Regions from separate parts of the Homo sapiens genome. Here region 1 is linked to region 2. The links are chromatin loops, found by intact Hi-C in ENCODE. Cell type or tissue: chondrocyte. All regions are shown on one strand. Each heading gives the region's core, and the rest is flanking DNA. Links, peaks and the distances in the headings are about the cores only. Region 1 overlaps LOC105379178 (a long non-coding RNA gene). Region 2 overlaps TCF7 (transcription factor 7).

What was found. Peaks named below come from ENCODE experiments on the same cell type or tissue, not always from the same donor. Only the 100,000 strongest peaks of a DNase experiment are listed, where the experiment ranks them.
Region 1: a loop joins it to region 2, with 3 times the contacts of the local background. A loop is called at or near these places in 4 of 110 quality-filtered maps.

Annotation. Positions count from the first base shown.
Region 1 is chr5:133,108,727-133,114,092 of GRCh38, forward strand. It overlaps LOC105379178 (a long non-coding RNA gene), which reads right to left. Exons shown (of 3, transcript XR_948792.2): 3 at 2,342-2,789. Among named protein-coding and RNA genes, the nearest start is that of HSPA4, 59 kb to the left of the region's middle. In chondrocyte, for the core only: CTCF peaks have their summits at 2,441, 2,673 (motif pointing right) and 2,887; no DNase peak of the experiment used is centred there.
Region 2 is chr5:134,142,964-134,148,329 of GRCh38, forward strand. It overlaps TCF7 (transcription factor 7), which reads left to right. Exons shown (of 10, transcript NM_003202.5): 8 at 30-137; 9 at 629-677; 10 at 3,261-5,247. The coding sequence ends at 3,340. Among named protein-coding and RNA genes, the nearest start is that of TCF7, 31 kb to the left of the region's middle. RefSeq lists enhancers at 2,773-2,852, 2,963-3,012. In chondrocyte, for the core only: CTCF peaks have their summits at 3,043 (motif pointing left) and 3,242; no DNase peak of the experiment used is centred there.

The DNA of each region.
Region 1 (5,366 bases), core at 140-5,139, 1.0 Mb before region 2:
GTTAGATGCTTCAGTAGGGTGGGAGCTGGGTGGGGTGAAGGGGCTTGAGGTGAGGCTGCAGGTGCTGAGTACTTGGTCAAGAAGCTTGGCCTCAGCCGCCCCGTCCGGGAGGGAGGTGGGGGGGTCGGCCCCCCGCCCGGCCAGCCGCCCCGTCCGGGAGGGAGGTGGGGGGGGTCAGCCCCCCCGCCCAGCCAGCTGCCCTGTCCGGGAGGTGAGGGGCGCCTCTGCCCGGCCGCCCCTACTGGGAAGTGAGGAGCCCCTCTGCCCGGCCAGCCGCCCCGTCCGGGAGGGAGGTGGGGGGGTCAGCCCCCCCGCCCAGCCAGCCGCCCTGTCCGGGAGGTGAGGGGCGCCTCTGCCCGGCCGCCCCTACTGGGAAGTGAGGAGCCCCTCTGCCCGGCCAGCCGCCCCGTCCGGGAGGGAGGTGGGGGGGTCAGCCCCCCCGCCCAGCCAGCCGCCCTGTCCGGGAGGTGAGGGGCGCCTCTGCCCGGCCGCCCCTACTGGGAAGTGAGGAGCCCCTCTGCCCGGCCACCACCCCGTCTGGGAGGTGTGCCCAACAGCTCATTGAGAACGGGCCAGGATGACAATGGCGGCTTTGTGGAATAGAAAGGCGGGAAAGGTGGGGAAAAGATTGAGAAATCGGATGGTTGCCGTGTCTGTGTAGAAAGAAGCAGACATGGGAGACTTTTCATTTTGTTCTGCACTAAGAAAAATTCCTCTGCCTTGGGATCCTGTTGATCTGTGACCTTACCCCCAACCCTGTGCTCTCTGAAACATGTGCTGTGTCCACTCAGGGTTAAATGGATTAAGGGCGGTGCAAGATGTGCTTTGTTAAACAGATGCTTGAAGGCAGCATGCTCGTTAAGAGTCATCACCAATCCCTAATCTCAAGTAATCAGGGACACAAACACTGCGGAAGGCCGCAGGGTCCTCTGCCTAGGAAAACCAGAGACCTTTGTTCACTTGTTTATCTGCTGACCTTCCCTCCACTATTGTCCCATGACCCTGCCAAATCCCCCTCTGTGAGAAACACCCAAGAATTATCAATAAAAAAATAAATTAAAAAAAAAAAAATAAAAAAAAAAAATAAAAAAAAAAAAGCAAAAAAAAAAAAAAAAAAAGAAGCTTGGCCTCTGAAATGAGGCATCAGTCTGCGAGAAAGGAGGTTGGGCAGTGTCCTGTGTGTAAATGGGGATGGTTCCCACCACTTACTTGAGACCATTGGGAATCTTGGAGTTGCCAGTACATTCCTTGGATGTACTTGGCTTTGGCTGGGGCAGCCCTGGGCCATGACCCTCTAACCTGGAATGCCACTGTTTTTGTGAACTGCTATTTTGAGCAGATATTGCAAGAAGTGTAGAAACTAAAGAGGTGACTTCTTAAGCATCAGTCTAGGAGGCAAATAGGGAAAATGGCCAAGTTGAGGTACAAGCAACACATCTGGAAAGATAAAGGAGGGTGTAAATTTCTGGAGGATCAGGGAAGGAAAGACCTCAGAGTATTTAAAAAAATACAGAATGCTTTCCAGATTTGCTCAATATCCATGGGCAAGTGCCAGGCTAATCCTGACCTTATTCCTCCAGTTTCAGCACACGTCATTAGGACAGGGTGAGTAGAGACTCTTTACTCTCCCTTCGTAAGTGGCATTCGCCAGCTTCAAACACAACACAGAAAAGACTACAGAAAGCTGTGTTTTTATCGGGCCTGTTCACTAGTGTGTCTGGGTTTACATCCTTCAAGGGCGAGATGGACTATTAGATTTGGAGTCCTGGATCAGTTGAGGGAGAGAAAGCACTGCAAGTACTTTATCACAAGTAAGCAGACCTTTACTCACCACATACTGGAGGTCTCCCATTTTTTTTTCTACATGAACTTTAAAATGTATTTTAAAATATCTATTATTTAAATTAGACTCAGCTAATGCTTGCAGAAGAGAAAGCTGGAAACAGATGGTCTTGGAAGACCAGTCAGTGGCCCAGCTTCCAGGATGTAAATCCCAGCAAAGGATTTCTAAGGATGAGCTGGGTCAGTATATATTCCACAAAAGGATGGTTCCAGTTATAGGGTACCTTTCAGGAGTGCCAGTGGGGAGCTTTGTAGGACCCGTGTAAGGCTGCCATGAGGAGCCGGTGAGCTGTCTGGGTTAGGAAAGTTGAAAGGGCCCATGCAGTGGTAAAGGAGGCCGCAGCATGAGTGAAGGTCTTTCCTCTGTGACTGGTCCTGTCCTTGTCTTCTACATCCCACAACTGAAGGAGGGACTCTGCCTGGGTTACAGCTGCCTCCGTGCAGCCCGGCAAGAAGCAGGGAATGGAGAAGGCGCTCAGTGAATACTTGAAGGCAGAAATGCAGTATTTTACTGTTTTCTATTATTTTCAATGAGGGGAAAAACGGTAAAACTCTTTTTGAAGTCATCAGACCTTCCATTTTTGGGGATGAGGAAAGAGTCTCACAGAACGGGTGGATGGCAGAGCCAAGAATTTTAATGCCAGCTGTTTTGAAGAGTGCTACTTTTCTGGAAAGTTGTATGGCTAGACTATGGGGCTTTTGCCTTCCAAGAAGTCGCCCTGAGTGTAGCATTAGTTGGAGTAACACTCCCTAAGAATCTGACGTTCCCCTCCGGCCAATTCTGATTTGGTCTTGTGTGAAATCGCAGTGCTTGTGTTGCCACATGGGGGCGCCATCGCTCTTCCTTTGCCGTGGTGGTTGGTTCCGTGCGTAGATCAGACTTCACTCCTTGAGGAGTCCCAGAAGTTTGGAGAACACAGACGGCCACCTCCTCTCCTTCTGGGTAGCTAAAAGCAAAATAAGTATGGTTTAACAGAGTCCTCAAGCTAGCAAGCAGGGGCTCAAGCAAGAAAGTAGGCCTTTTGCTACTAATCTCTTAGGTCCTTACCACCCAAAGTATGACATCACTGTTAAAAAGAAGAATCTTGGACTGCTCCCAGACCTCAGGTAGATCCCAGCCCAGTGCTTCTCAGTATACCTGGGGATCTTGCTAAAATGCAGATTCTGATTCAGCAGGTCAGAGTGGGGCTGAAGAGTCCATTTTTTTTCTTTTCTTTCTTTCTTTTTTTTTTTTGATGGAGTCTCACTCTGTCACCCAGGCTGGAGTGCAGTGGCGCGAGCTCAGCTCACTGCAACCTCTGCTGCCCGGGTTCAAGCGATTCTCCTGCCTCAGGCTACCAAGTAGCTGGGATTACAGGTGCCTGCCACCACGCCCGGCTAATTTTTGTAGTTTTAGTAGGGATGGGGTTTCACCATCTTGGCCAGGCTGGTCTTGAATTCCTGACCTCGTGATACACCTGCCTTGGCCTCCCAAAGGGCTGGGATTACAGGTGTGAGCCACCATGCCCGGCGAAGAGTCCATTTCTATCAAGTTCCCAGGAGATGCCTATCATGGACTGTGCTTTGACTGAGAAAGACAACCTATAGGAGCCTCAGTTCCTTCGCCTGTAAAACGGGGGTAACACCAGGCCTGTCCGGCATGTGAGATGATGCATGCGGAAGGCACTGAAGACAGGAAGAACAAAGGTATTGCTCACAACAGGTGTGCAACTTGCCCTTTAAAGTGCAGAGTAGCTGACCCAGACATAAGTAGTCCGAGTTACCATAGCCTCCTGGCCTTTCTTGTCCTTACCCCACCAGGAGCCCAGGCTCCAGAGGAACAAGGTAGAAAGTCAACCTAAGAACCAAAGATGTACCGCCCTCCCGTGTGACATGGTCATAGTCCCCGGATGGGGAGGGAGTGCTGCTTCCTGCCCCTGGGGTGACACGTGAATCCATCCCACCTGGATGGAGGAACGGAGGTCCCTCTTTCCTTTTGACTTGAGCCAGTCCAATGGACTCAGCCTCGTGTGATCCTATTAGTAGCTTCAGCAAGGAGCAGGAACAACACACTGACCCCTGTTCAAGGTGGAGTTCTGTAGCTGTGGGTAGAGACTCCTAGAAAGCAGCGATTTGCCTCTGAATCCTGGACATCTGCTGTAGAAAAGTGAGGAAGAGCTTCAGAATGCCTGGGCTCCGTGTGAGGCTCCTGAGGCCCAGTTTTATTTCCTTGCCTAACTTGTGGTGGAGAGGCCAAATATGCATGGCATAAAAGAGACAAGAAGGCCGGGTGTGGTGGCTCATGCTATAATCCCAGCACTTTGGGAGGCTGAGGCAGGTGGATTGCCTGAGGTCAGGGGTTTGAGACCAGCCTGGCCAACATGGTGAAACTCCGTCTCTACTAAAAATACAAAAATTACCCTGGTGTGGTGGCGGGTGCCTGTAATCCCAGCTACTTGGGAGGCTGAGGCATGAGAATTGCTTGAACCTGGGAGGCAGAGGTTGCAGTGAGCCATGATTGCACCACTGTACTCCAACCTGGGCGACAAAGCGAGACTCTGTCTCAAAAAAAAAAAAAAAGACAAGATTTCTTGGTGTATGAGGGTTCCCCCCTTCCTTCAAAGAGGATTGCCCCTTGGCATTCATCACTGTCTACAAGTTCGGTCTTGGTCATCTTATTTTGCAGATTTCTATAATGCCCAATCTGGAAAATGGGCAGAAGAGACAACACAGGAGAGGTGGAGGAGAAAGGGTGGGAGGAATCTCCTTGTGGACCAGCTCCCAGGCTCTCCTTTGAGGTAAAGCAGTGGCTCGAGTGTGCATCTGAATCCCCTGGGGGCCTGGTTACACAGATGACTGGGCCCGCCCTCCAAGTTTCAGATTCCATAGGTCTTCAGTGGGGTCCTGGAGTTTCATTTCTAACAAGCTCCCAGGTGAGCCTGCTGCTTTTGTTCTGTGGATAGAGAGTCCGGGTGACGGGTAAAGGAGAAATAACTGGGGCTGCTGATTCACATCACAAACAGCTGCGGGTGATGGAGGTTGTGGGCGGGAGGTGGAAAGAGCGAGGCTGAGTACAATGGTGAGGAGTAGGAGGAGAGGGAGAGGCACAAGCGTTTCTGAAGAAATGCCAAAGAAAGTTTGGTATCTCTCTGGAACTGTTTCTGAACACAGGACATTGTGTCTTGTGGGCTATGTGACTTGGCCCTAGCTTGGTTGTGGCCAGTGCTAGTGTGTGGAGCAGCTCTTCTCCGGGCGGCTGGCTTATCTCCATGATGCTCCTGGCTCCCTGGCCTCGCTGAGTAGTTGGCACGTCTGTGACTTCTTTATCCACGTGTGTCTTTTTCCTGGCCAGGTGGAAAGCTTCCCCAGGGTGGAGGAGATGTTTGCCAGGTTAAGGTCCCTTCTCTAATGGTACCCACAAGCCAAGCTGCACCCCTGTCTGCCCCTCTCCACCCCTGTCCTCAAAGTGGAGAATGGCTCTGTGGCTTGGAGGGGCCTTCACAGCCCAAGGGAAAGGCCTCAGGGTCTCCGATGTACCCGAGTGA
Region 2 (5,366 bases), core at 136-5,135:
ACCCCACCTGCCCCTCTTCCCTGTTGCAGTGGCACGCGCTGTCGCGAGAAGAGCAGGCCAAGTACTATGAGCTGGCCCGCAAGGAGAGGCAGCTGCACATGCAGCTATACCCAGGCTGGTCAGCGCGGGACAACTACGTGAGTGCCTAGTGACACACAGCAGGGGTGGGCAGGGGACCCTTTGAGATACCATGCCCCAGGCCACAATCTCAGTAAGGAACGCAGAACTACTGTCCTGAAGGCACCGATGAGGAAGGGCACGGAGGGTCCAAGGCCTCCCATGGCTGCCTCAGAAGAGGACAAGCCCACATCCTATTCTCCACTCCAGAATATGCTCACACATGAGCTGTTACCCAACATTTGATTGGGCCACATGGGCAGAAGGGGAGAAAGGGGTCTGGAAGTCACCTCCTTCCATTCAAACTGGAGACCAGATTGGGGTGAGGGAAGAGCTTCTAAATGCACTCCATAGCAGCCTAGCAAGACCAGCAATCAAGAAACACCAGCACCCCAAGGTAGGAGGGGCCTGTACGCCCAGAATCCCAGGGTTACCCAAGCTAGGCAGCAGGCTGTGGGTATCCCAATGTCTGCCTCCCAGATCTGAGCATCCCTCCTTTTGTTCCCTGCAGGGGAAGAAGAAGAGGCGGTCGAGGGAAAAGCACCAAGAATCCACCACAGGTGAGACCTTCTCTCAGCAGCAGTGGAGGCTCCTCTCCATGTCCCCATTTCAAGAGCAGCCCTCCTCTGACCCAAAGGGAGGAACGCGGTACCCAGCTAGGAGCCTTCAGGGCCTGGGGCCTATGAAAACAAGGCCTGCATCTCACAAGTCAAATTCCCATGCAAGAAACAGCTATATTATACTAAGTCCCAGGGAAACCCAGCAGAACTGGCTTCTGCTGGGTAGAATTGGAGTAGATGGTGCGTTCCTCTGCCTTGCACCCACTACCTTTGCTAGCTCCACTCACCAGAGAAACCAGCAAAGAACTGACTGTATGGTTTGATGCTTAGCCCAAACAATGTCCTGGCTAGTTCTGCTGAGACTGGGAGAGGCTGAGCTAGGCCCCATGACTAGGCCCAGTAGACACACAGCCTACTGGCTGGAGCCTGGCAATTTATCACCCCCACTTCAACATTTTTCATGGCAGTGCAAAGTGCTCTATGTAGAGAAGCCCACACCCTGCTGCAGGCCTCCTTCCTAAGGGTGAATTCCTGCCTCTCTGGTAACTGAGACTCCACATCCCTGACCACCTCAGCCGTGCTGTCCCCACACAGGGAAGCTGGAGGCTAGGACTGGGACAGAGCAGGGCAGAGTTCCTAGCCCTTTTTCCAAGGCAAAGAATAGGCCCTTCCTTCCATCTGCAAGTGTGTAGAACAGCATAAGGTATAGCCTTCAGCCTTATCCCTTGAAGGAATGTAGGTCAAGAATGAAGAAAAACTGGATAAAATGGGTAGGGAGTTGGGGAGGAGGTGGGTGGCCCTAGGGCATAAAAGGCTGGATCTCCATGGTCTTCCTTGGGCCCCTCTGCAGCCTCCATGCTGCAAGGGCCCCACAAGCCACAGAGATGAGCCAGATTGACAGGACTCCCTCCCTCCCATTCTTCCCACTGCCTCTACTGCGTACCTGGGTGCCCACCTTTCCTGATATCTTGGCTCTGGGCTCTTGGGCTCCCACTGGGGCTGGCTGTGCCATGGAGAGGCCCACTCTGCCTATGGGGGCTGTAGGGTGTCTATAACTGGCTAACACTGATGTTACCTCTTCTTTCTGGGCCCTGCTCTGCCCCGCTGCCTGCTCGCCCTCTGCCCTGCTCTACCCCTCTGGCATGGCTGTGAGCAGACCCTGGCTCGCCTAAGAAATGCCGTGCTCGCTTTGGCCTCAACCAGCAGACGGATTGGTGTGGTCCGTGCAGGTGGGTTTGTCCCCACCATCGTTCTCCCTTTGCTTTAAGCTGCTTCCCTGACTCTGCACATGTTCCACTGGGCCTGCAGCCCACTCCTTTGGCCCCTCAGCCCACTAGCATACTCAGCAGATTGGGAGCCCAGGCCTCCTGAGAATAGTAGTAAATACTGAACACAGCGCGTGGAGAAGACCACTTGGGTCTAAGTGCAGGAGGATTGGAGAGAAAGACACAGAATGTTCCAGAAAGGAAGGACAGACTCAAGAAGGCAGCTCTGATGCCAGTGGGCCTAGCAGGTCCTCAGCAAACAGACAGCTCAGCCACCACTAAGGGGGCCTGGAGCCCATTCTACCAGGCCTCAAAGTCATTATGGCCCATGGGCTCCCTCACTTCCTCTTCAAGATGGGATCCCTGCCTGTACCATCCTGAGCCCTTAATCTGAAAAAGCAAGGTGACAACAACACAGAACCATCTGGTTGCCAGGTAGCCTTATGACTTGCTATCTTGTACCTACTGATACCAAAGGGCTGGAGAGGCTGGGGGAGAGGACCCAGGGGGTACCCTGGGCTGTCTGAGGGAAAGGGCTCATGTGTTTCACCATACAACAGAGAAATACTTGTGGGTGTGACAAGGTTTACCCAACAAGTGGTTAAAGTTTCCTCAGTCAGTTTCAGGCCAGGCCTGGCAGGGCTAAGATAGAGGGTACTCCAGGCAGTAAGGCCACTGGCTCTAAGGAACACTTGTCCAGCCTCTCAGTGTACCCACCACACTCCCTGTCCAAGGGCAAGGAGGAGTTTGGGGTGTGTCTGTGTATCCACATACATATGCACGGTGGGAAACAACCCTGTCTTCAGGGGAAGTTCTATTCCATTCATTCCATCAGAGACAAACTGGCCCAGAGAACTCAAGGATGGTAATGGACAAGAGTCACTGTCCATGTCTTCTTCCTCTAGCCCAGCTTGAGGACTGGGATGGCTGGGCAAGGAAGCCATAGGCATTGCGGCCCCTTGCCTTGGTGCAGATGTGAGTCCCACAAACACATCTGGAGAAGCTCAAAGGCCGGGACTGGGAGATGACTCCCTTGGAAGACAGGAGAGATGACTCCCTTGGAAGACAGATGACAGCCCATAGGCCTAGTGACAAAAGGCCCCTTTGCCACCTTGTGGCTGTTCTGGGAACTGCACCTGTCCTAGGTCTGGGCCAGACCAAGCAGAATGGCAGTCTGAGGACACTGACTTACCACCCAAGTCCCAGGAAGAGAGGACAAGGAATCAGCCAGGCCTGTGCAAAGGCAGCATTTTTTGGTTGTGGTGTATGACTATGAATTCACCCTCTGTTTACAGATAACTCTCTTCACTATTCCTAGGAGGAAAAAGAAATGCATTCGGTACTTACCCGGAGAAGGCCGCTGCCCCAGCCCCGTTCCTTCCGATGACAGTGCTCTAGGCTGCCCCGGGTCCCCAGCTCCCCAGGACTCACCCTCATACCATCTGCTGCCCCGCTTCCCCACAGAACTGCTTACTAGCCCTGCGGAGCCGGCACCTACATCCCCAGGTCTCTCCACTGCTCTCAGCCTCCCAACCCCAGGGCCCCCACAGGCCCCCCGCAGCACCCTGCAGAGCACACAGGTACAGCAACAGGAATCTCAGAGACAGGTGGCCTAGCAGGCACAGGACACCTGGCCGCCTCCAGGAGCCTACCCCCTGAAAGTGACAGAGACCCAGATCTCATGGAAACTGGCCAGGGGTCCTGTTAACGTCATCTCAGGGTCCAGACCCTGAAGATTTCAGAGGCTGCAGGACTTCTGCCTGAACCTGGGGTCATCGATTCAAACTGCTCCAAGTGGTGGGAATCAGATCTGTCTTGATGTGTCATCTAATTAAGGGAATCCCTTGTACCTATGGCTGCCTGCATCTATTCTTTGTACCATCTGTCTTGCCAGCCAGAAGCCTCTGCCTCCCTAGCTTTTCTGCTATAGGTCAGAGATGGGCTGAACTGAGCCTAGCTACCTTCTCTACCCATCTCCCCCATCCCCCACTGCCACACCCTCCCCATTCAGACACTTCATGGACCAAGAATGAGCTGGTTTGTCAAACAACATGTGAGCATGGTCACAAGCACAAAGCTCAAGATGACAGCTCTTCTAAGGAAATGGAGAAGCTCTGTTTATAAAAACAAAAACAAAACCAGCTGCTACTCATAAGTTGGACCAGAGGAAGCCCCTTACTATGATCTCAGGAGCTTGCAAGAAGCAGGAAGGGGAATGGAATAGGTTAAGTTTAGGCCTATCAACCTAAGCAACAGAAATAATCTGACACTACCTTATCAGGCAAATTGGGGAGGGGAGGGTGTATCTAGCTCTAGTTCAAATTATTTGGAAGTGTTCCCTGAGAAACCCACCAGCCTAAGAAGCTCTGGCCCCAGGCTTGTCACTAGCAGCTGCAGTCAACAGTTCAAAGAAGTCATGGCCCAAATCCAGTGTGCACCCCTCCCCATTCACAGAGCCTTTTTCACAATTCCATTTCCAGTTCATCTATGGCAGTCCAGCCAGCTCCTGGGCAGCTTGAGAGGGCAAACCCAAAACCTCATGACAGCCAGAGCCTGTCTTTCAGCATTCAGTCCGCCTGGCCGGCTCCAGTTTCCCCATGGGGCTGCGGGACAGAGGACCATTACAACTAGATCAAGGAGCCCAGAAAACCTCCAGTAGTGGACAACAGGTTTTCACCATAGCCTACGTTAACCCATTTTTGAGCCAAGCTTCAACCCTCAGCCTTGAAAAACAAGTCTTTAATTTAATTTTTGTTTTTTGCCTAAATCCAAAGAAAAAGGGCTGCCGGGCCAGGCGCGGTGGCTCACGCCTGTAATCCCAGCACTTTGGCAGGCCGAGGCAGGTGGATCACCTGACGTCAGTAGTTTGAGACCAGCCTGGCCAACATGGTGAAACCCTGTATCTACTAAAAATACAAAAATTAGCCGGACGTGGTGGTGCGCGCATGTAATCCCAGCTACTCGGGAGGCTGAGGCGGAAGAATCACTTGAACCCGGGAGGCGGAGGTTCCAGTGAGCCGAGATGGCGCTATTGCACTCCAGTCTGGGTAACAGGGAGACTGCATCTCAAAAAAAAAAAAAAAAAAAAAAAAGGGCTGTCCATGTATTCACACACCCCTCAAAAAAAGCCTTTAGTTCCTACTTTAGCCACTGGTTTCTCAGAATCCAAAGATCACATATTCTAGTGTAACACTGCAAGAAGTCTTGAGAAAAAGATTATTGTAGTGTTCAAAATATTTTTGTATTGTTAATGCATCATCATAGAAAAACTTTTAAACATGAGAATAAAGATACTTTTTACTGGGTTTGTTTTTCAAAGCCTGACCCTGAGGAATAAGCTGTTTCAGTAACAGAGCATGATATTCTTTCCTTTCCTTCTCCACAGTCAGGAAACTTGGAGTTTGTTTCCTATGGTACATATGTT